Regions from separate parts of the Homo sapiens genome. Here region 2 is linked to region 1. Evidence: chromatin contacts called from ENCODE Hi-C or POLR2A ChIA-PET data. All regions are on one chromosome and are shown on one strand. Each heading gives the region's core, a stretch centred on a gene start or an enhancer-like site at or near the end of the contact. The rest is flanking DNA. Distances are from core to core; before and after follow the strand shown.

Region 1 (4,285 bases), core at 766-3,265:
TCCCAAAGCATGCCACCTTTGTCTAAATTTCATGCAATATGCTTTTAAAAAAATTCTAAATCTATAAGGTTATTCCTTTTAACTTATTGTAAATCTACACTGATTTTATTAGAAGATTATTTTCTAGGCTACTCGGGTATTTCTTTCTAACTTGAATTAGCATTTCTCAACTTTCCTTGGGCTATTTTATTATAACTAGGCTGATTCTTCTTTATCTAAATTTTAGCTTGCAAAGTAATTGCACAGCCACAAGACCAGCTGACAAGGGCATTAATTTAGGATGAAATGTACAGGTGATATGATTCTGCAGAGAAGGTGGTGTCGTATCATAGGTGTAAAAGCACTGTATTATCAAACCAATTCCCTCTTGTCAGCATCAGTGAACAAAGGGTACATATGTGATCTTAGCTTCACATTGGGAATGGAAGAGTACCATTGACTTTGTCCATCACGGCCCTTACCAAAGCATTACATGTAATGATCAGAGCACAATTCAAGCAAATGAAGTTTTTCTGACAATCCAACACATTCTAAGTTTTTTCTGTGGTCATAATGTTCATTTCAACCAAACGTACCATATGACTAATACCTTACTCCTGCAGGAAGTAAGCAGTAATGTAGAATAGATATAGTTGTATCTGGCCTTCTGTAAGTAGCCCTACTTGAATAGTCAGAAAGAGGACCTAGTATTTAGAATAAGAGTACATTTTTGGACTCTTCTCCACCTCCCAAATTGAAGTTTATTGATGAATATAATCCTGGCATAACATATACAGGAAAATACAAAATTTATTCTTCACTGTCTATGCATTGACAGAAAGTCAGTATTTCTGAGGACTGAGGTCAGGTACCAGCTGAATCACCCAGATACTTAATGTAACCTAAGATTCTCATTGGAAACAAGCTATGGTGATTTTGCTTGTGGGAGGAGCATTCGGTCCAATTGTCATAGGTGACTAAGGACCTGATGAGACACAACGGAAATGGCTGGTCAGCTTTTGCAGAATCTGATAAGATAGCATCAAGACCAAAGCAGATGTTTTCAAAACAGTAGAGTTCTCCAAGGCATTGAAGCGTGGTTGACAGGTTATGTCTTGCACAAATGAACCAGACAGAAGGACAAGTGGGTGATGGAATCCAACCCACAACCCTCTTATGAAGCTATGTCTCCTAGGGTGAGACACCAAGGTTGCTTTATTTCATTGGATCCATTCCTAACCTCCAAAGAATTATTTTCCTCTCTGAGCCTTGAACAATAGCTTTGTTCATCACCAATGAAGCAGACATCTCATGACTGCTTACATGTCTGTGTTTTCTTTTAGCTTGTGAGTTTTTGAGAACAAAGGACCAGGAATCACCTTGACAAATGGGTTCTTGGTGAATGGGTTTTTGATGAAATGACCTGGAGGTGGAATTATCTCTTTCAACTTTGGATTCCCAATACTCAGCACAGTGTGTGGCATATAGCAGACCCTCCATAAGTGTTGGTAGAATTGAAAAACAGATACTTTTTTCTGTTTATAAAAGTAACACACTTTCATACTTGTTGTAAAAAAAATCAAAATACCAAATATAGAGGGAAAAAACAAATTTACCTTTTTTATCACATAAACTAATATGCGATTCAGTACATCAGTTCTGGAAACAAAAAAATAACAATGGCAATAATGACAACACATAAAAGTCTGTGAAATTTTGCCTGCGAGGGTAGGAACATACCTTCCCACTGCTTCAACAATACATTATGTGGCTGCTGAGCTGAACTGAAAGCAGAACTCCATCCTCTTCAACGTTTGTAATTGCTGTCTCTCCACTCCAAAGGCAGCCCCCAGCTCTGCAGCCCGTAAAGAAGCATGATCTACAGCAGTAGCCCTATGGCAAGTGAAATGATTTGGTAGGAGAGCCCCAGTGCTTTGATTATAGACAAAAGTGACGTCACTTTTGATAGGAGGTGTCATGATGGTGTTGTCACTTGAAGTGACTTCATATTTCTAATAAGTGCTCAGCTGAAAAATATGCAGAGAATGGAAAACACAAGTTATGCAACTGAGAGTTGTGACTTCCTGTTAAACTTAACGGAGGAGGTGAGAATAGAACAGTAAGAAAAACGATACTGAAATGCTTATTTTTAAATATATCGTTTCTTCTTTTGCTTTCACCACTATTCTATACTGCACACAAAATGTACCACAGTATCCATTTATTATATACCATATGCATAAGGAAAATAATATTTTAGATATGCAAGGAACCTTAATAATAATATGTATGCAACAAATAACCAGCAAAATTTATTTTTAGGGACATTCTATTGATTTATGGTCTCATTACCGTGATTTTGGCAAGACTTCAGGCTATAAATTTTATGCCTTGGCCAACTTTAAAATTATTTTAGCAGTTGAGTATTGAATACTATAACACTTAAGGATTGAGCTTTTCATTACGTTCACTGAAAATTATTCCTGTCTCTACCACAATTCAGGTAGATACACTAAGTCTAAAAAGTTACCTAAGTTGTAAAACAATTATGGCCCAGATTAAATTATAACAGCAGCTTCCTGTATATCACATCTTAGATCAGACCACAGTTTTCTTCAGAAACAATGTATTTTAAACATCAGATTTGATCAGCCATAAACTCTAGGGGAACCTCCTGTCTGTGGTGGTTGAGCAGAAGGGAGAGGCATATCAAAAATGATACATATGAAAACATGTTCTTTATATAAATCACTTTCTCTATTTCTGTAACATTTCTGTAATGTTCTCTGCTACTCTTGGGAGTACTCCCTGTACAAAAAGTGTACTTTTAAAAAATAAGGAATTTTCACAGATTTTCTTTATACTGGTTTCCGTAATTATTTTTTCTCTATCCTATTTCCCTGCTCCTTTTGATGAAACTCCAACTCGGAACACTCTCTAAATTTCATCTTTAACCTTTTTAATCTTTCTTCCGCATGATGACAAAAGACAAATTTGGCCCTAATGGTACCTAATTGCCTTCTTACATCTCCCTGTGAAGCCAAAAGTTTCCTTGAATCTCTTAAACCAATTCAGCCTTCTTCAAGTTTGACTACCTTGTATAAGTTTCTGAGCATATTTATATCCAATGCTGTTTCATTCTGTCAAATTCAGCACTTTTCCTTCTCTTCAATCCAATAAATTTGAAAAAGTGCTTTCTCCTGTGTCCCAAGCTCTGAACTATAACCCTGTTGGAGCTCTCAAGATCAAAGGAACAACTGTAATATAGGTACTAAGAGACAAGTTCAGATGCAAAGAAGGAAAAAATAGGAGAGATAATGCTTGTTCGGTGTGATTACTCACAGCAGTGAGATCAGTGCCTGGCAATAATTGCTGTTCAGTACAAATTTGTGGAACAAATGAATGAGTGGCACCAGTAATGTCTGCCAGCACTGGCTGTAATTGTATGGGCAGGATCTTCATAAGCAAAGGTGTGAGCAGGTGTTACAAGTGGGCAACACCATGTAGGCAAAGACACAGAGGCAGGAAAGCAATGAGACATGGGGAGCTTAGACCAGCACAACTGATGGGCCCACTTGCCCTACTCGTGTGAGTATTCCCAGATGGGCAAGAACAGCAGAGAGCTATGGGAATGCCCTTCCTGCTAGGGAGCAAAGTGAACTGGTAGTACAGTGCAGGGCTAAAAGATTCTTTTTCTTAATATATTTGCTCTATTATAGGACTGAACGTTGTATGTTTAATTCTGAGTCACAGAATAATTATTGCTTTCAAGAAATTATCCTGAATTTTCCTTCTGTAGTTTGTCCAAAGAGCTCTAGACTTGAAGACAGAGCGTCATTGTTCTGCTTCCACATCTACCATTTGTAACTGGGCGACCTTCCCCTCCCTAGGCTTCAGTGTTCCTCACTGCAGAAATGGAGTAATAATAACACCTCACAAAGTTGTCAAAAATGAGGTCGTACTTGGGAAAGTAATAACAGTAATAACAAAAGCTTCTTTTTTCTTAGATTGATTCATTGCTTCTTTTGGTTTCATCACTATCCTATACTACATATAGATTGTGCCACAGGGCATGTTTTAGTAAAAAATATATATGCATACATATACCCATATGTATTCATCCATTTGCATATATGTGGCTTAGAACAATGATGACCATTTACTACTAGATACACTGGTACACAGTGCTACTTTCATTACCTCATTATATCCTCACAACAGTCCTGGCAGGTATGTAATGTTATTTCTTCCATTTTACAGATGAGGGAACTGAGGCTTGGAAAGGTCACGCTGTTGCCCAAGGTCA
Region 2 (4,285 bases), core at 850-3,349, 56 kb before region 1:
ATGCCTCAATAAAAAATACTTAGGGGAGCACATGAATTAACTCACTTTCCATCACCTGAACCACTTAGCGCTTCCAACAAAGCTTTGGGGGGAAATCTGTATTTAATCAATGTTGAAACAATCACTCTGATGCAGAAATGCACACAAAAAGAGGACCAGCTTTTATTTTGCGTACTGTATTCCTTTTGACAGTGATGACTAATGGAGTAAGATTTTTGTTCACTAGAAGAAGCTCAGTAGCATGTATCAGGGCAATTAACTTGGAAATCTGTGAATAAGCATGATTCAGGGGCCTATTGAACATCAACTTGCAGACTCTTATGAATCCTGGTTGCTTCCATTGGCTGAAAAAATACTGTAAAATCTTGAATTTTGCAGTAAAAAAAATTCATTTTGGTTGTGACTCCTACTTGAGTCACATGGTATCAGATGGAAAATGAGTAGGAAGGAGAGGATCGCTGCCAACTAAAAGGAGAGAGGCTAGTCTGGACAGAGCATTTTGTGGGACACAGATTTGATTGTAAGCCAACTATTTTAAAAATCCTCATTCTTGCAAGCTAGCACATGACCTCTTTCCTAAGGGTGAGGAGATTCCAGAGGTACATATTTGCCATCTGGAGTGGATGCAAATTCTAGTGCAATTCATCTAGAAACCTGCATCATTGAAATTAATCATCATGTTGAACAAGGAGAGCATGCTGGGGCAGGGAGGTCAGTTTCACTTGATAAGAATAGAATGCACATTCTAGCTGGGAATGTGCTGACATTCATTGCATTCAGGAAAATTCTACACAAAGCCTCTCTCTCTGGAGAGGATTCCTGAGAAAGAGAAGGGCTCACTGTGTGGCATAGAAATGAGAACCCCCTCAAAGCCCTGGCTTTTGAAGGTATCCAGAATCACAGTGATTCAATGCCATTGGATACTGCTCTTTTTCTTCCTGGGAGGGAAACATCAGTCCATCAGTTCAAACCCTACAGGGTTTTCTGTGTTTGTCCTAATCATGTTAGAAGCAGAACGCCTAGTTAGTAATCAAGCACCAGTTGGAGCTGTTTCCTACCAAACGTATGGTTTTGATTTTGAAGCCCTCCATTCATTGTTCTTTAGCACTGTGAAGGGCTTGTAACCAGCTAACTGCTTCTCCTACTTTGGTCTGGGGAACTAAATGCAAATCTGGCTGATACTTCAGATGGGCTAGGGCCAAATTTTGTTGGTTTTTGTTAATGCTGTTACTTATTTTTGAAAGAGGTGTGGACAAAAAAAAAAGGGCAAAAGTTGGAATGGTATTTGAAGTTTGCTCGTGGTGTTTTAGGGAAACAGGAACATATCACTATAAAAGACATTTCCTTCAATATGGGTAAGAGTTCCTCATTGATTCAACTGAGCTCTTGAAATCTGAAATGTTTAGGGAGCAGTAGAAATTTGATAAGGGATCATAGACTCAAGGGGATGAGAGAAGATTTGAAAAGTCATCGAATATAACTCCTTGATTTAGTAAAACCATAATTCGTAGTTTTCCTCTGATGAGTCACGGCCAGGAAGTAGATATTGTAGATGAGTCTGGGTCCTTGCACTTCTCAGCTTCTGTCATTTACAAATTCTACTTTGATGTCTCTGAAGATGACATCTGAATGTGCATGTGCAGAAGAAGTGGCATTGAATAGAACTGGTTTAAAATCCCTAATTTGCTACTTAATTGCTGTTTGAATTTGCATAAGTTATTGAACCCTCTAACCCTCAATTTCCTCATCTATAATATGGGATAATAATAACTACGCTGCAGGGATCATTTTAAAACTAAATTAGATAATGCCGTATGATATCTATATCTATATTCCTACTTTCCACCATACACAGCACTAATTTTTAAAATAAAATTAAAACAAAAATATAATCTATAATATTTGAATGTAAACTTAAGATAATGGATGCTGTTTTGCTGAAATTAAATGCATTTACACAGTGAATTTGAAAGTTTGTTTGAGTTTAGTAAGCCAGTAACATCAAATTCCACTGTGTAAGTGTCCTGGAATTTAATCAGAACCCAGAGATCTCTCAGCCTGTTTGCCATTATTTGCCATCGCATAATGGGTTGCCAGGTGCAATTTCACCTCTGTCTGAGACCATTGCTTGGATCAAAGAGGGCTCTTGTTTATCCAGCTCCCTATGAGACCAGGCAGGGCCAGTGGTGACCCTCCAAGCTGAGCTCAGCCAGAGGGAACCTGTGTCTTGGTGCTCAGTTCTGAACAGTCTCATAGACCCCCATACTTGAGTGGGCTTAGGGACCCATACCCTTCTAAAATCCACTGAGAAATCCTCAACAGAGGAGTTATGTGTTAACTTTATCTTTTAGAGGAATCATGTTGGCAGCAGCTTGAGGATAGGCTGGAGTGGCTAAGAATGACAAGGGAGTGGCAATTGAATCGTAGAAATACTTCAAACTCAGGCACCTCGCATTTAAAACACCACAGCACTTCCACGCATCACCAGCTTTACCTGCTTCTATTTTCCAGTATGAAGCTTCTGCTCCTGCCAATATGTTCTGTTTGACCTTCCCTGAATACACACTGGGTTTCCCTGCCTATTCAGCCCGTACTTATGTCTTTCTCTTCACTTATATATTCCTCTAGTCCTTATCAAAAATCCTAACCGTTCTTTTAGGGTCCATCTTCTTCACTCAGTCTTTCTTAGTTTGTTCAAATTACCTAATATGATTCATAAATTACCTTGTATTGAGGTATTTATGTTCCATACTGTGACTTGTCTCTTCCAGCAATTGGGTTCAAATGTGATGGCAGGCACACCTCTTGCACAAGCTGGTATTTTACCTGATTTTAACCTATGATGGCTCATTGTTCAATGTTGGCACTCTATAACTTGCTGAATAAATAGATGACTAAATAAACCACCCATTGACTCATCTTATAGGCACCCCTATATAGCTGTAAGGGAATTATTTAGTAACTGCTTAAAATGTATCTAAATTGGATGTTTTACATTAGGTTCATAAGTGAAAAGCAAGCTTGTCAGAGATCTTCAAATGAAGCTTATTTAATGAGTTATTTTTTAAAATCCTATACAACAATGGAAAACCACAGTAAGTGGGTGTGATGGTAGTTCAAGAGTAACATTTTACTGATTTATAAGAAGAGTAAAAAATAGAAGTGAACAGTGAAAAGACTGAAATCATTTTTCCTCCATATGTTTTGTTTTATGTTTGCTTTTGCTTCTGGACATGACACAAACGAAGTTGCAGATAAAAGATAGCACCTTTAGTTGGTAAGAACAGGGCACTGATTAGCAGCAATATATTGAAACTATATAAAGCAATGAGTTTAAAAGTACTTTAGGAAACCTGAGGTCTTTAATCAAGGCTGCAACTGTAAGTTTTTTAAAAAGCCAAAAAAGAAGCCAAGTCTTTAGTAAAAGGGCTGTTTTAAAACATTAAATTTTATTTGAATTTTTTTCCTAATTTATACCAAATCTTCAAAGTAGTCGGGACTTAGTTACATCTTAACTGTTATTCTTTTGATAATTTTTTTTAATAGAAAAGGCAGTTGTGATTAGATAATGATCAAAATGTTTTTCAACTCTTCTATTATGACTCGGGAGATAACAAACTAATGTCCATCATTTTTATTTTATTTACTCCTAGTAAATTACCTTACAAAAATAAGGCATTTGATATGTATTTGGTGAATGAGTGAATGAATGAATAAAGAATGAAGAAATGATACTGTCACTGAGTGACAGTTCTTTGAATGATGGGCTCAGGTTCTCAAAGGAATTAAACAATCTTCACAGGCTCATGCCTGGAAATTCAATTTTTTAAGGAACAGAAAATGGCACAAAATCCTAGATGATATATTTTTTTTTTGAGATGGAGCCTTACTCTGTTGCCCAGGCTGTAGTGCAGTGGCATGATCTCGGCTCACTGCAACCTCCACCTCCCAGGTTCAAGCGATTCTCCTGCCTCAGCCTCCCCAGTAGCTGGAATTACAGGTGAGCACCATCACACCAGGCTAATTTTTAAAAAATTTTTTTTGGTAGACACGGGGTTTTACCATGTTGGCCAGGCTGGTCTCGAACCCCTGGCTGCAAGTGATCCACCTGCCTTGGCCTCCCAAAGTGCTGGGATTACAGGTTTGAGCCACCGCGCCTGACCCCTACATCATCTTATTATCTGGGCATTAGGCCCCTGGTTCCAGGTCTGTCCCCATCTCTGACCTCTACCTCCTTTGTTCCTGCTTTGAGACTCCAGTCTTGCCATGGTTTCTTAGGCTTAGC

What was found. A loop is a pair of places that touch in the nucleus more often than their neighbours do. ChIA-PET counts read pairs that join two places held with the same protein, here RNA polymerase II (POLR2A). Pooled maps may share reads with other maps.
Region 2: a loop to region 1 is called in a pooled map, with 2.8 times the contacts of the local background. The contact joins two enhancer-like sites. A Hi-C loop is called at or near these places in 5 of 50 pooled maps. POLR2A ChIA-PET finds 5 or more read pairs at or near these places in 2 of 52 experiments (OCI-LY7 and activated T-cell).

What each region holds. Positions count from the first base shown.
Region 1 is chr2:191,112,306-191,116,590 of GRCh38, reverse strand. The region is part of intron 3 of STAT4 (signal transducer and activator of transcription 4); the gene reads left to right. Among named protein-coding and RNA genes, the nearest start is that of STAT4, 37 kb to the left of the region's middle. Within about 2 kb of position 2,015, at least 5 of the 41 ENCODE cell types and tissues checked have a DNase peak (open chromatin) inside an H3K27ac peak, as active enhancers do.
Region 2 is chr2:191,168,230-191,172,514 of GRCh38, reverse strand. No RefSeq gene overlaps it. Among named protein-coding and RNA genes, the nearest start is that of STAT4, 19 kb to the right of the region's middle. Within about 2 kb of position 2,099, at least 4 of the 41 ENCODE cell types and tissues checked have a DNase peak (open chromatin) inside an H3K27ac peak, as active enhancers do.